Regions from separate parts of the Homo sapiens genome. Here all the other regions are linked to region 3. Evidence: chromatin contacts called from ENCODE Hi-C or POLR2A ChIA-PET data. All regions are on one chromosome and are shown on one strand. Each heading gives the region's core, a stretch centred on a gene start or an enhancer-like site at or near the end of the contact. The rest is flanking DNA. Distances are from core to core; before and after follow the strand shown. Region 1 has its middle 37 kb from the start of TFB1M. Region 2 overlaps TIAM2 (TIAM Rac1 associated GEF 2). Region 3 holds the start of IPCEF1 (interaction protein for cytohesin exchange factors 1).

Evidence for each region. Hi-C counts contacts between places; a loop is a spot of excess contacts on that map. ChIA-PET counts read pairs that join two places held with the same protein, here RNA polymerase II (POLR2A). Pooled maps may share reads with other maps.
Region 1: a map with no recorded cell type shows a loop between it and region 3 (16-fold over the local background). The contact joins the enhancer-like site here to the promoter of IPCEF1 in region 3. A Hi-C loop is called at or near these places in 5 of 37 single-sample maps with no recorded cell type and 4 of 50 pooled maps. POLR2A ChIA-PET finds 5 or more read pairs at or near these places in 1 of 52 experiments (WTC11).
Region 2: a pooled map shows a loop between it and region 3 (7-fold over the local background). The contact joins the enhancer-like site here to the promoter of IPCEF1 in region 3. A Hi-C loop is called at or near these places in 4 of 37 single-sample maps with no recorded cell type and 9 of 50 pooled maps. POLR2A ChIA-PET finds 5 or more read pairs at or near these places in 2 of 52 experiments (PC-3 and activated B cell).

The regions. Positions count from the first base shown.
Region 1 is chr6:155,349,073-155,353,602 of GRCh38, reverse strand. No RefSeq gene overlaps it. Among named protein-coding and RNA genes, the nearest start is that of TFB1M, 37 kb to the right of the region's middle. Within about 2 kb of position 1,804, at least 2 of the 41 ENCODE cell types and tissues checked have a DNase peak (open chromatin) inside an H3K27ac peak, as active enhancers do.
Region 2 is chr6:155,169,756-155,173,938 of GRCh38, reverse strand. All of the region lies in intron 9 of TIAM2 (TIAM Rac1 associated GEF 2), which reads right to left. Among named protein-coding and RNA genes, the nearest start is that of CLDN20, 92 kb to the left of the region's middle. RefSeq lists enhancers at 2,083-2,142, 2,173-2,592, 2,633-2,692. Within about 2 kb of position 2,623, at least 18 of the 41 ENCODE cell types and tissues checked have a DNase peak (open chromatin) inside an H3K27ac peak, as active enhancers do; they include PC-3, where a contact is called at or near this core.
Region 3 is chr6:154,353,634-154,358,184 of GRCh38, reverse strand. It overlaps IPCEF1 (interaction protein for cytohesin exchange factors 1), which reads left to right and starts at 1,382. Exons shown (of 12, transcript NM_001130700.2): 1 at 1,382-1,513.

The DNA of each region.
Region 1 (4,530 bases), core at 555-3,054, 990 kb before region 3:
GCCTCTCTCTCTGAGAAGGGTCTGAGGTGGGCTTTAAACTCCCTGATGTAGCAGAACTAGTGACTGCTTGTTGTCAAAATTCACTCAGGATCTGCTGTGGAACAGAGGCTGGCAAGACTGTCCTGGTGGTTCAGACTGGCTAGTAGTTCTGTGTAGACAGAATTACTCCCAGGCCATGGCAGAGAGGGGCTGGAGCCAAGACAGGGTCCCTTCAGGATGTGTTGTGCAACAGAGGCTGGCAAGCCTGTCCAAGTGGCTCAGATAGGTGTGTCTCCCAGCAGTTCCATGCAAAGGCAGGATCGTTTCCTGACTGCAGTGTGAAGAACTGGAACTGAGACTGAGCCCCTTCATGATTTTCGGTGGGACAGAGACTTAAAAACCTGTCACAAAGGCTTGGACAGGTAAATATCCCAACAGTTCCCTGTGTGGAAAGAATATCTCCCAGGCTGGGGCAGAGAAGTACTAGCACCAAGACTGGGCCCCTTCAAAATCTGTGAAGACAGAGGCCAGTAAGTCTGTCTCAGTAACTCAAATGGGTGAGTCTCCCTCTGCATCCTGTGTGAGCAATACTAAGCTGGGAACACAGCTGAAAGGGACTAGAGCCAAGTTGCAGGATAACTTTCAAGTCTACTACTGAAACTGATGTCAGCAAGCAGATGAGCCTTTCTGCTGAGGCAATAGTGTGCATGATTCCTCCTGGACCCTTTGGAAAATTGTTTTGTTTGTAGGTTCAAGGCAAGCCTTTAGGGAATGGGGCTGGTTTGAGGTTTGAACTCAGAAGCACAGTCAGCCAGTCTGACACCTAGGTGCAGGTCTGCACTCTCAAAACCACTATCCTAGGTCTTGGGCTCCACCAGGTTTCACAGCCTTCTACCTGAATCTCAGAGACCCAGAAGGAGACTTTTTTCTGTGGATGGGATTCTTACTGAGGGAAGATAAGAGCAAGTGACCCCCAATCCTCTAACTGGCTAACATCACTCCATCCAGAAATAACTTTTTAGTGATCAGGGTCCCTTTGAGGTGAAGCCCTTTAAGCTTAATGAGACCTAAAAGAAAAAGTGATCAGGAGATGACCATTTAAAAAACTACTTCAAATAGAATGCAGTTAGGCTGAAATGAACCAGAAACACTGATTCACTGACCTTCCTGAAATGTAAAACACTTTCTGGAACCAAGTGGATCTTTCTCATTGATTTTTCTAAAGCTCCTTAGGGCATCTTTAGTGCCACATAAAAAGTACTTGCCAAAGGAACCATGTAGTTTGTACTAGAAGCTCTTAAGTGAAGAGTTAATTCTCAAAATAGATTTTGGTTATCTCAGATCGCCACAAGATCAAGTGAAGAATCCCACAGATCTGGCTGGGTGCGGTGTCTCATGCCTATAATACCAGCACTCTGAGAGGCCGAGGCAGGCAGATAACCTGAGGTCGGGAGTTCAAGACCAGCCTGACCAACATGGAGAAACCCCATCTCTATTAAAAATACAAAATTAGCTGGGCGTGGTGGTGCATGACTATAATCTCAGCTACTTAGGAGGCTGAGGCAGGAGAATGACTTGAGCCCAGGAGGCGGAGGTTGTGGTGAGCCGAGATCACGCCATTGCACTCCAACCTGGGCAACAAGAGTGAAACTCCATCTCAAAAAAAAAAAGAAAAAGAAAAAGAAAGAAAGAAAGAAAAAGAAAAGGAAAGGAAAGAATCCCACAGATCTCACAATCTTTTTTCTGTCAAATTTTAGTCATTCACTCATTCATTCAGCTAATGTAGCACATATTAACTGAGGCTCCAGTTAACTTGTTAGGCAATACTTATGCCTTCATGAGTGCTCTATCACTTTTTAAAATTGAAACAGAAATAAGTAGATATAAGTAGATTAGAACATGTATCCATTCATCCACATTATCCATGCTGAGACACTTTAAAGCCAAAATTGGGTTTTTTAAATTTTATTATTTATTTATTTATTTTGCCTACGTGGTCATGTCTGATACCTGTTTGGGTAATGATTAGAACATAGTGACAGATGTAGAAATATGACTCAAAACTAAACTGGGGCAGCTTTCCCAAAAAAGTAACTGAAGACTGTGTTCAAGCCTTGCATATACATAGACACCTGCTATATTTGCATAGCCCAGGCTTGCAGGAAACTCTAATCAATCATTTTCTGTGTGTAGAATTATTCAACCAGAAAACCATTACTTATTTCACCAGAAAAATTTTGTTTTTTCATTGCTGCTAGATTAGTTACATCCCATCTCCCCACTTCCCTCTCTTCATCAGCAAACAAAGTTTATACCAAATTATATGGATCAATGTCTCAGCCTATAAGAAATTTTGGTTTATTTTTAAATTTTCAAAAAGGTGGATTCTTTCATTTCTTTTGTTAATGTGCAATAAAAATTCTATCTTCTCTTACATATTTCTTTAATTATATTTATTGAGTGTTCTTCACTGGGCCAGGTGCTAGAAAATTTGTAAACAAAAGGAGAGAAATATTGATTAAATAATCATTAAAAAGTAAGCAATTACAAATCATGATGACTGATAAGAAGGAAAAGTAGAAGTTGCTACCTGGAAAGATAAAAAGGGGGAACCTGATAGAGTTGTGGGATTGGGGGGGTTGTGGGTCAATAAAGAAGCAATGATTGAGCTGAGATTTTAATAAATAGACATTAACTTAGAGGAAGTTCAGAGAGGGGGATCAAGAGAGAGATGAGAACGTTGCAGGCAAGGAAAAATAAAGTATGTGCCAAGGCCCTGAGGCAGGAGGGAGACTGCGCGTTGAAGGACTGAAAGGTTTAAGAGAATATAGGAAATACCTGAGAAAATGGCCAACTAGAAGTAGCTAGTGTGCACTGCTCTCACAGAAAGGAATGGAAGGGGTGCATAAATACAGCATTTTCAACTGATACATCCAGGTAAATGCATTGGGTCTAATCAAAGAAACAATTCAACCCACAGAGAATCGAGAAAAGCAAGGCAGGTTGATAGCCCACCCAGGAGTAACACAGAGCCAGGGGAACCTCCTCTACCCAGGGAGGTGGTGAGTGAATGTGTGACCCCAGGAACCCATGCTTCCCTCATGGATCTTTGCAACTCTTAGGTCAGGAGATCCCCCTGTGAACCCATGCCACCAGGGCCTTCAGTCTGGCACAGAGCTCTGGAGTCTTGGCAGAGCAGCCACTCAGGCACATGCAGAGACCTGGGAGCCTTAGATACCCAGGCTTTCTGGGCTTCCCAACAAAAGCAGCTGCAACTCCAACAAAGTGGGAGGTTAGACCCCTGAATATATCCCTAGGAAGGGAACTGAATCAAAAGGGCTGAGCAGCAACAGCCTGCAGACCCCACTTCCATGGCACCTCGCGGGATAAGACCCACTGGCTTGGAACTGCAGCCAGCCACCGGTAGCAGTGTTACACCTCCCTGAGATGGAGCTCCCAGAAGGAGGGGCATGCCACCACCTTTGCTGTTCGGCCAACTGAGACATTCCAGGTTTCTAGCTTTGGAGAGTCTGAGGTAACCAGGGGCTGAAGTGGGTCCCCAGCACAGCGCAGCAGCTCTATGAAAACATGGCCAGGCTGTTTTTTTTAAGAGGGTCCCCCATCTCATTCCTCCTCACTGGGCGGGACCTCCCAACCACCATCCCTAGCTATCCCCACCAGTGTTCTCCAGCTGACAAGAGGTTTCAAACCTCCCTGGGATGGAACTCCCAGAGGGAGGGGCAGGCCACCATCTTTGCTGTTTGGCCAACTTAGCTGTTCTGGCCTTTGGGCTTTGGAGAGTTTGAGGCAACTAGGGGCTGAAGCAGACCCTCAGCATAGCCCAGCTGCTCTGCAAAAATGTGGCCAGACTGCTTCTTAAAGTGGGCCTCCGATCTTAGTCCTCCTCACTGGGCAGGACCTTCCAACCAGGGCCTTCGGCTACCCCTACCAGTGTTCTCCAGCCAACTGAGGTTTTAAACTTCCCTGGAATGGAGCACTCAGAGGGAGGCACAAGCTGCCATCTTTGCTATTTGGATGACTTAGCCATTCTGTCCTTTGAGCTCCGAAAGTCCAAGGTGACCAGGGGCTAAAGCAGACCCCCAGCACATCACAGCTGCTCTACAAATGTGTAGCCAGACTGCTTTAAGCAGGTCCCCAATCCCATTCTTCCTCACTGGGCAGGACTTCCCAACTGGGGTCTTCAGCTATGCCAAGCAGTGTTCTCCAGCTGACAGTGGTTTCAAACCTCCCTAGGACAGAGCTCCCAGCAGGCAGGGCAGGTGACCATCTCTGCTATTTGGGTGACTCAGCCATTCCAGCCTTTGGGCTTTAGAGAATCCAAGGCAACAAGTAGCTGGAGCAGATTCCCAGCACAGCACAGCTGCTCTATGAAAATGTGACCAGACTGTCTTTTAAAGGATATCCCCAATCCCATTTCTCCTCACTGGGCAGAACCTCCCAACTGGGGTCTCCGGGTACCTCCTACAGGTGCGTTCAGGCTGGCAACAGATCTCTCCCTGAGACACAGCTCCCAGAGGGAGAGGCAGGCCA
Region 2 (4,183 bases), core at 1,374-3,873, 810 kb before region 3:
CTTACAAGTAGAGTCAGTGCTGAAACCATATATACCCTCCAACCTGGTTTAAAATGCCCCTGTCTTATGAATTCTCTCCTATCTCTCCTTTCTCTGCCCTCAAGTCCTCTCACTTAGATGAGTTTACTCTCCTATGTCCCTGGTACAGCATTTGGCAAAGCCCAGCTCACAGGAGAGTCACTTCTAAGTCCCGCACCAGGAGAAGATGAATACCAGCAGAGGCTTTGTCTTCTGCATCCTCATTCTCCCTCAGCCATTAACACAGTGCGTCCCACACCCAGGACACACCCAAAACTTCAGTGCTGAGCTGGATACAACTAGAAATTCACAGTCATATTACAGGCAGAAGGGTAAACGCTGTCCGTTTTCAGTATCTTACTCAAATCTGTTGACATAGTGTCAAGTTCTTAATGCTCTCTGGAAGCTTCGAGAAGAAAAATTAACAGATTATTGAAGGAGAATAAGTTCTGGACAAGAGAAAAGTGTGCAGATAGATGGAAGGATGGAAGGACAAAAGAAATAATCCTATTAAAATCCATTAAACAAGGTGCTGTGCTACAACTGCTCTGAGCAATGGTTTTCTGAGTCTACACTGTTGACCCAAGATCTAGTGAACCATAGAAGAGAAGACGCCTATCAAAGCCAAGGCCATCAAAGAGTAAGACCCTCTCAAGAGAGTCCCTCAATGAAAAGTTAAATGTAATTTTTGGTGTGTGTTAGGCAGACAGACAGACAGACACACACACACACACACACACACACACACACAACCCTCACAAATGTATACAGTTCAAGAAAAGTAAAACCTGGTTATTCAAAGGAAGCACCAAGAATTTAAAATTAATTTATTAAAACTAGAAAAAGAAAAAGCTACTTGGTGCTTACAGATCTCTTAGGTTGTTGTAAGCTTTGCCCATTTGGAGGGAAAGTTGGATTAATTCTCTGAAGGAAGGTCAATGCTATCCAAGTTGAAAATACACATGCTTTAGTTTCAGGAAGCCAGATGAAATATTCTCCAATATTCTTTTCATAAAAAGAAGAGAGAATCCTAAAAATAAGCATTAAAAATGGAGCCATCTGGAAAACTCTTTTTCCAGGTTACCCATGTCAAAGATGCTGCTATGTTAAATTAACCTTTTTAACCACCCAGAATTCCACGGTTGGCTACCTTTGCCAGGACTGTTACGCACCTACCACGCCTCCTACTCTACTTCCTCCCATCAAAGAAAAAAAAAAAAAAAAAAAAAAAAAATATATATATATATATATATATATATATATATATATATATATATATTTCCAACTAGCCTCTTCAAGGTTTCCTGGTCCTGAGAATGCAAATGGAGACAGAAAAAATACAATAATAGCAAGGCAATCCAGGTCAAATCTCAGCCTTGTTAGGGGCTGTTATCTAGTGCCTCTGCACTTCTGTTCCTTCACCTTCAAAAGAGGTTAAAAACGCCAGCCTCGTGGGGTGGTTAGGAGACTGATGGGAGGAATTGCATTTGAAAGACATAAATTGTAAAGATTTTTTTTGGAAGCTGAGGCTGGATCAGGGCATTATACTGTACTGGGAGTAGCTACTGCATTTCAGCGATGGCCACTATAAAGAACTTCCTGAGAATCATCCTTTGTTCCAAAGCCCTGGGCCACTGTTCTGGCCACTGCTGCTCAGATCACCTTGCAGTCAGCTCCAACTGGCCATCACGACACGGGAACATCACTGGGCTGCAGCCACAGTCACTCCAGACTGACTAGTGAACGTCTGCAAATCACTTTAGCTCTCCTTGGAGGGCATTCCACAGAAGTATTTATTATTATTATTATTACATCAATGGTCCTGAAACCACATGTCAAATTACTTATGCTCAGTATGCAGCAAGGAGAAAAAATTGAAACTCCGTGTGTTCTCACAGCAGATGCTTTTGGATCAAATGGCTTGTAATTACTACTTGGATCACTGAAGGGAAGTGAGTAGCAAAATCACAATCTGGCTGTCACAAATGGGCCCAAACCACCACAGTGGCTGATAAAAGGAAAGTCTATTTGCAAGGGAGATGAGGAGAAAACACAAAAGGGAGTTGCACGCTCCCAGTTTTCTTAACAACAGTAAAATGTCATAGAAGAGAAAGTGTTTATTTCCTTCTTGGACTGAGGCCCACACATCGGTTGATATGAAAGAAAAACAAAGATGGATCTAGCTAGCTCGCTAGCTGTATGCATATATATATGCTATGTAGGGTTGTGTATTAATATTCTCTCTAAACAGATTACCATACTGTGGTGAAGAGTAAGCTGTTTCATTCATATTTTCCATTTAAGAAAACAATATTAGGGGGTTTGTTTTGGTTTTGGGGTTTTTTGGGGTTTTTTAGGTTTTTTTTTCAGTTTACAGCTCATGACTAAGATGACAATACTGCATTCACTCACTGCCACAGAAAGTTGGAATACCCCAAGCCAATTTTCCAGAAGAAGGGGCCAAGGCCCAGGGGCTGTCACAATTTCTGCAATGAAGCTTCTGGGGTTGCCGCCATCTGAGCCTTAGTGGGGACTTTGTTGTCACAATCTCCATGACAAACACCTCCCTTCAAAGGCCGTGTAAGACTCACTATTACTCATCCAGACGTTCGTTATGAAAAGCTTTCATTTTTGGCAAGCCAAAGTGTCCTCTAAAAAAATGTTCAAGTAAGACTGGCTTTATTCCAGACTTAACAGATTTTGAATTAGGGTGACTCACTGTTGGGCTGTTATATGATGCATCAATTAGAGTGAAATAGTTTAAAATGCACACGGCCCCTCCCTCACAACAGCCTTTCTGTGTTATAGAAATGGGCGTAATGTACTTATTGTATAAAAATAGGTTTGTGCAGGTTACAAGTATTCTCCAAGAATGATTAGCAGATGAAAAGTAGCAAAATGAAATATTAATTATTTAGCCAGCTCAGGCAGAATTTTAAGTCCCAGAGATATAAAAAAACAAATTACACCCTTAGTTCTATCTGCCATTCTATCTGAATCTAGTTATCTGGGTACGATAGCACAGAAATTACAGAGGCTGCATTAAAATTGTCCTATAAATGAAAGGAATTTCTTCAGTATCCCTACATCACAAGTAATGCTTAGCTAAAACAAATAGGAGTAAAACAAATGCAGAAATCATAGTTTCTTCTCACTCCTTAGAGCATCGATGGGACCTGTTGATTTGAGCCCATCTTAAGCACTAAGCTTAAATTCTCACTGTAAGTGGCTACATCAGCAAAATTTATTTTCAAAGTCCAACATAAACTCTGTTAATAGGAAGTGTACTGATGCTATAGTTTCATAACTTTCTTTTTTCAGGGATGGGGTCTTACTCTGCCACCCAGGTCAGAGTGCAGTGGTGCGATCTTGGCTCACTGCAACCTCTGCCTCCCAGGCTCAAGCAATCCTCCCACCTCAGCCTCCGAGGAGCAAGCCACTACACTCGGATAATTTTTTGCATTTTTGATAGAGACAGGGTTTCACCATGTTGCCCAGGCTAGTCTCAAATGATCCACCTGACTCAGCCTCCCAAAATTCTGGGATTACAGGCACGAGCCACCATGCCAGGCCTCTTAACTTTCAAAGTAAGAATTTTACATTGTTATATAATGCTGGAAGAGATAGGACCCTAAAATTATGGGCCTTTATTACAAATCAGTCATCCTCAGCCATTAAATGACTACATCTAATAGAAATAGGGCATATATAAACTATATCGATTACAAGCTTTCCTGGGAGCCATGACATACGCACTTGACAGAGTGGCTAACAGTAAGAGATGGTAAGTGCAGAGTAAGAACTGGCTGGGTGCAGTGGCTCACGCCTGTAATCTCGGCACTTTGGGAGACTGAGGTGGGTGGATCGCGACGTCAGGAGTTCAAGACCAGCCTGGCCAACATAGTGAAACCCCATCTCTACTAAAAATACAAAAATTAGCCAGCCTTGGTGGCAGGTGCCTGTAATCCCAGCTACTCAGGAGGCTGAGGCAGAAGAACTGCTTCAACCTGGGAGGCAGAGGTTTCAGTGAGCCGAGATCACGCCACTGCACTCCAGCCTGGGCAACAGAGTGAGACTCCATCTGAAAAAAAAAAAATTATTTGGTGGAGGAGAAATTAAATAACACAGCTTCATGGGGATGTTGTGGGTTTGAAAAAGGCACTAG
Region 3 (4,551 bases), core at 133-2,632:
TTCCTCGTTCCTAGGTGACTGTCTTCTGGCCATGTCCTCATATGGTGGAGGGGTGGGCAGATCTCCAGGTTCTCTTTAATAAGAAAATTAATACCATTCATGAGGGCACTGTCCTCATGACCTAATCACTCCCCAAAGGTCCACCTCTAAATACAATCACATTGGGGATTAGGTTTCTATATATTCTATATATTCTATATATATATATATATATATATATATATATTTTATATATATATTATATATATATATTTTATATATATATTATATATATATATTTTATATATATATTATATATATATATTTTATATATATATATATTTTATATATATATTTTATATATATATTATATATATTATATATATTTTATATATATATTATATATATTATATATATTTTATATATATAATATATATATTTTATATATTATATATATATAATATATATAATATATATATTATATATATAATATATATATAATATATATATTATATATAATATATATATAATATATATATAATATATATATTATATATATATATTATATATATATATACACATACATATTTATTTATTTATTTATTTTGAGTTGGAGTCTTGCTCTGTCTCCTAGTCTGGAGTTCAGTGGTGCGATCTCGGCTCACTGCAACCTCTGCCTCCCAGGTTCAAGCAATTCTCCTGCCTCAGCCTCCTGAGTGGTTGGGATTACAGGCATCTGCCACCACGCCCAGCTGTATTCATTTCCCTAGAAGGTATAGAGAAACAAGAAGCTGGTGTTGAAAGGGAGATTGGGAGGGCAGGAATTTGTAATGAGATGGAATATCTCTGACTTTCAGCCTGCCATTTTCCTTTTCCAATGTGGGAAAGAAAAGTTTTGTGGTTAGAGACTCTTCTATGTCTACTGCAAAAGATGGCAGGCTAAGACTTATTTTTATCCTAAAATACGTTTTACAAATGTGTCTGTACCCTCTCTTTATTAGAGCATTATGAACGATTAGGAAAGGAGGAAAGAGGGAAATCTGAAAGAAGATTGAACCTAAAGAGGTTGAAGTGGCATTTCACCCAAAAATGCTGAGAATGACTCTGCAGATCATCTCACCCTCCATGCCTGTAAATGAACATCCTTGCCTCCAAAACAGGAAAGCAGAACCATGAACTGTTCCACCAATGTGCTCGGCAAATGAATACACTGGGCAGTGCTTAGTGATCAATGAACTCAGGCAGATGGGGTGTGCTTGCCTTACATGTACTGTGTCCTGGATATGGGCATCAAGGAAGGGTTTCATAACAATGAGAAGGAAGAACGTTAGGATTGAGGAAGTGGAGATGATACTTCCTCTTCTTTCGAAAGAGCTTTACTCTCTGATCAGCTTTGAATGTTAGTTCTGGGTTGACTGAGTTTCCAGAGCTGAGGCTGCTTTAAGTAGAATCCTCAAGCTTGGCCTCAGAGTACTATGAGGCTTCTGAATCCAGGAATAAGACTGCTCTTGGATTTACTCTCTTTGTATTGCATGTAAGTAACGTCACTTCTTGGCTGATGTATGAGAGGTAACTGCTTGACAGATCAAGATGGCAAAGCAATGGATACCCTAGCACTCTCCTTAGAGTAGTGAGGTAGGAAATATGACTTTGGGGATGTAATATTCACTCAGCTCTCTGTAATCTGGGAAGCCAGGTGCTAAAGATTCTTTAATTCTGTGAAAGCTTTGAAAGAGGAGAGAGTTGTGTACTCACTCTGCTTTTATGTTTCTTAAATGGGTGTTGTCTTGATAGGTGTTTAGACTGCAGACCACAGGTTTGATTTAGAAAAGCACAATTCAGCATGTATTTGGGTCCTGAGGAGTTCATTTGGGGAAGCACTCTGGGGCCGCCCTCTTTCGAGAAAGTGTGTTCTTTGCAAGGGAGCTTCCTTTGCATGGAGGCAGCTGGGGGACATTTTACACTTTGATAAAGGTCTCAGGCTTGCCAAAATATCTCTGGTATAAAAATGAAAGCTAGGTGTTGTTGGTTCAGAGTCTTTTAGTAAGGGTGTCTGGGGCACTTGATTTTTCTTTGCTGGGGTATATGTGAAAGTATTTAATTATAGAAGTCAGAATTATAACCCACTGAAGCATCTTTGACTACAGCAGTGGGCTCTATTAGTCTTGAGTGGCCTATGTGTTCCTAGTGCTGTCCTTGATAAAGTCTAATTTCTATCGAGTTATTTATTTTATGTAGAAAATTGAAACCGAGGGCTGGGCACAATGGCTCACACCTGTAATCCCAGTACTTTGGGTGACCACGGCGAGAGGATCACTTGAGGTCAGGAGTTTGAGACCAGCCTGGGGGCAAAATAATGAGACCTCATCTCTACAGGAAGAAAAAAAAAAAGAAAGAAAAGAAAATAGAAAATAGAATGCCGGGTGCGGTGGCTCACGCTTGTAATCCCAGCACTTTGGGAGCCCAAGGCGGGTGGATCATCTGAGGTCAGGAGTTCGAGACCAGCCTGGCCAACATGATGAAACCCCGTCTCTACTAAAAATACAAAAATTAACTGGGCGTGGGAGCATGCACCTGTAATCCCAGCTACCTGGGAAGCTGAGGCAGGAGAATTGCTTGAACCCGGGAAGCGGAGGTTGCAGTGAGCTGAGATTGCGCCACTGCACTTCAGCCTGGGTGACAGAGCAAGAGTTCATCTCAAAAAAAAAAAAGAAAGAAAGAAAGAAAAGAAACAGAAATGGAAAGAACACACATTTCTTTCTGCTCACATCATGCAAGCAAGGAAGAAAAGGGTGTAAGTTTGTGTATGTGTTGATGAACTCATTCTTTAATTTACCTTATAATTTCCTTCCATTCCTCTTTTTATAAATCAAGTGTCTTTTCTGGAGTGGGTCCATGTATGAACTATTTCAGGCAAGCTGTGTTAAGCAAATATACATCATCAGAGTATGGAAATAGGAAGTTCTTTCCTGCGGTAGTTTGCTGTGGCAATAAGAGATAAGAAATTACTTCATCACTATTGCCTGAGACTTTCCTTTTGACTCGTGCATCCTTTTGAACAGCTCACTTCTGCTTTCCATCCAGCTTGGAGGCTCTGCAGTGTGAGCTGATAATTGCAGTACAGGTTAACAATTTGCAAGTAGGTCTAATGTGGCAAATGGTGTGTGTGTGTGTGTGTGTGTGTGTGTGTGTGTGTGTGTGTGTGTGTGAAGAAAAATCCTAAAAAATAAGCTTTTTAGCCTTAAAGAGAATCCTGCAAATGGAGGAGTTACTTGTGCTCCCAAGTGCTCAGAACAGTGCCTGCTCTCAGTAAATATTTGTTGAATGAATGAATAACTGGCATAATTCATAAAATGAATGTGGTAGGAAAGCCATTGCTTTATCTCTGTTACTCAGGCACTTTAAAAAGTGAATGTTAGAAAAGATCAGAGTGGAGGAGGAGAGGAGAATATGAAGGTGTGGAGTAAAGAAAGGGTGTGTAGAACGGGGATCAGAAAAATCCCCAGGTCAGTAAAGTGAAAGGGTTGGCGATACATGGTGGTGGAGGTGGAGGTGGAGATAAAGGGGGTGGTGTTGGAAGTGGTGGTCGTAGGGGAGGTGATGGTGGAAGTGACGGTGGAGATGGTAGAGGTGGTTGTGGAGGCGATGGTGGAGGTGGTAATGGAGATGGTAGAAATGGTGATTGGAGTGGTAGAGGTGATGGTGGAAGTGACGGTAGAGATGGTGGAGGTGGTTGTGGAGGAGATGGTGGAGGTGGTGGTGGAGGAGATGGTGGAGGTGGTGGTGGAGGTGGTGGTGGAGATGGTGGTTGGAGGTGACGGTGGAGGTGACAGATGGTAGAAGTGATGGTAGACATGGTGGAGATGGTTGAGGAAGTGATGGTAGAGGTGATGGTACAGATGGCGGAGATGGTGGTTGGAGGTGATGGTAGTAGAGGTAATGGTGGAGGTAATCATGGGAAGGTCAGTATAATTTAGCCAAGAGAAAACACAGTTGGGGGCTCAGACATATCTGTTCAAAATCTATATCTCTGAACCTACCAGCTCTGTGACCTCCGAACCTATAAAGTGGTGACTATAACATATTGACTTTTTGGGTTGTTGTGTGAGGGTTAAAAATATGATTGCATTAAATGGCAGTTATCGATATCAGTTTTCAAGTTGCCAGAGCCACGCTTAAAAATTTAATCTCTAATTTCTCTTTTTTTCTTTATGCTTTGTGCATTTTCTGAATTTTGTAAAGTGAAAGTGAGTTTTTAAAAGAATCATTAATTTAAAATAAATATGATAAGCCTAGTTATCAGAATGGTTGAACACATGGTGGTATATAAAGAAATGTCATCAAGAAAATGATATTTATGGAAATAGTCTCATGATGTAATGCTAAGTCCAAAAAGGAGGAACATAACTTTTTCAACTATGTAAAAATACTGCAGAGAAGCAAGATTTGGGTGAAATGCATTAAAATGTTAATATATGAGTAGTGGGCTTATAGCTCGTGGTTCTTCTTTCTTTGTACTTTGTACTCTATTTTCTTCCCAGATTTTTCATTAGTGGAACATACCTGAACTAT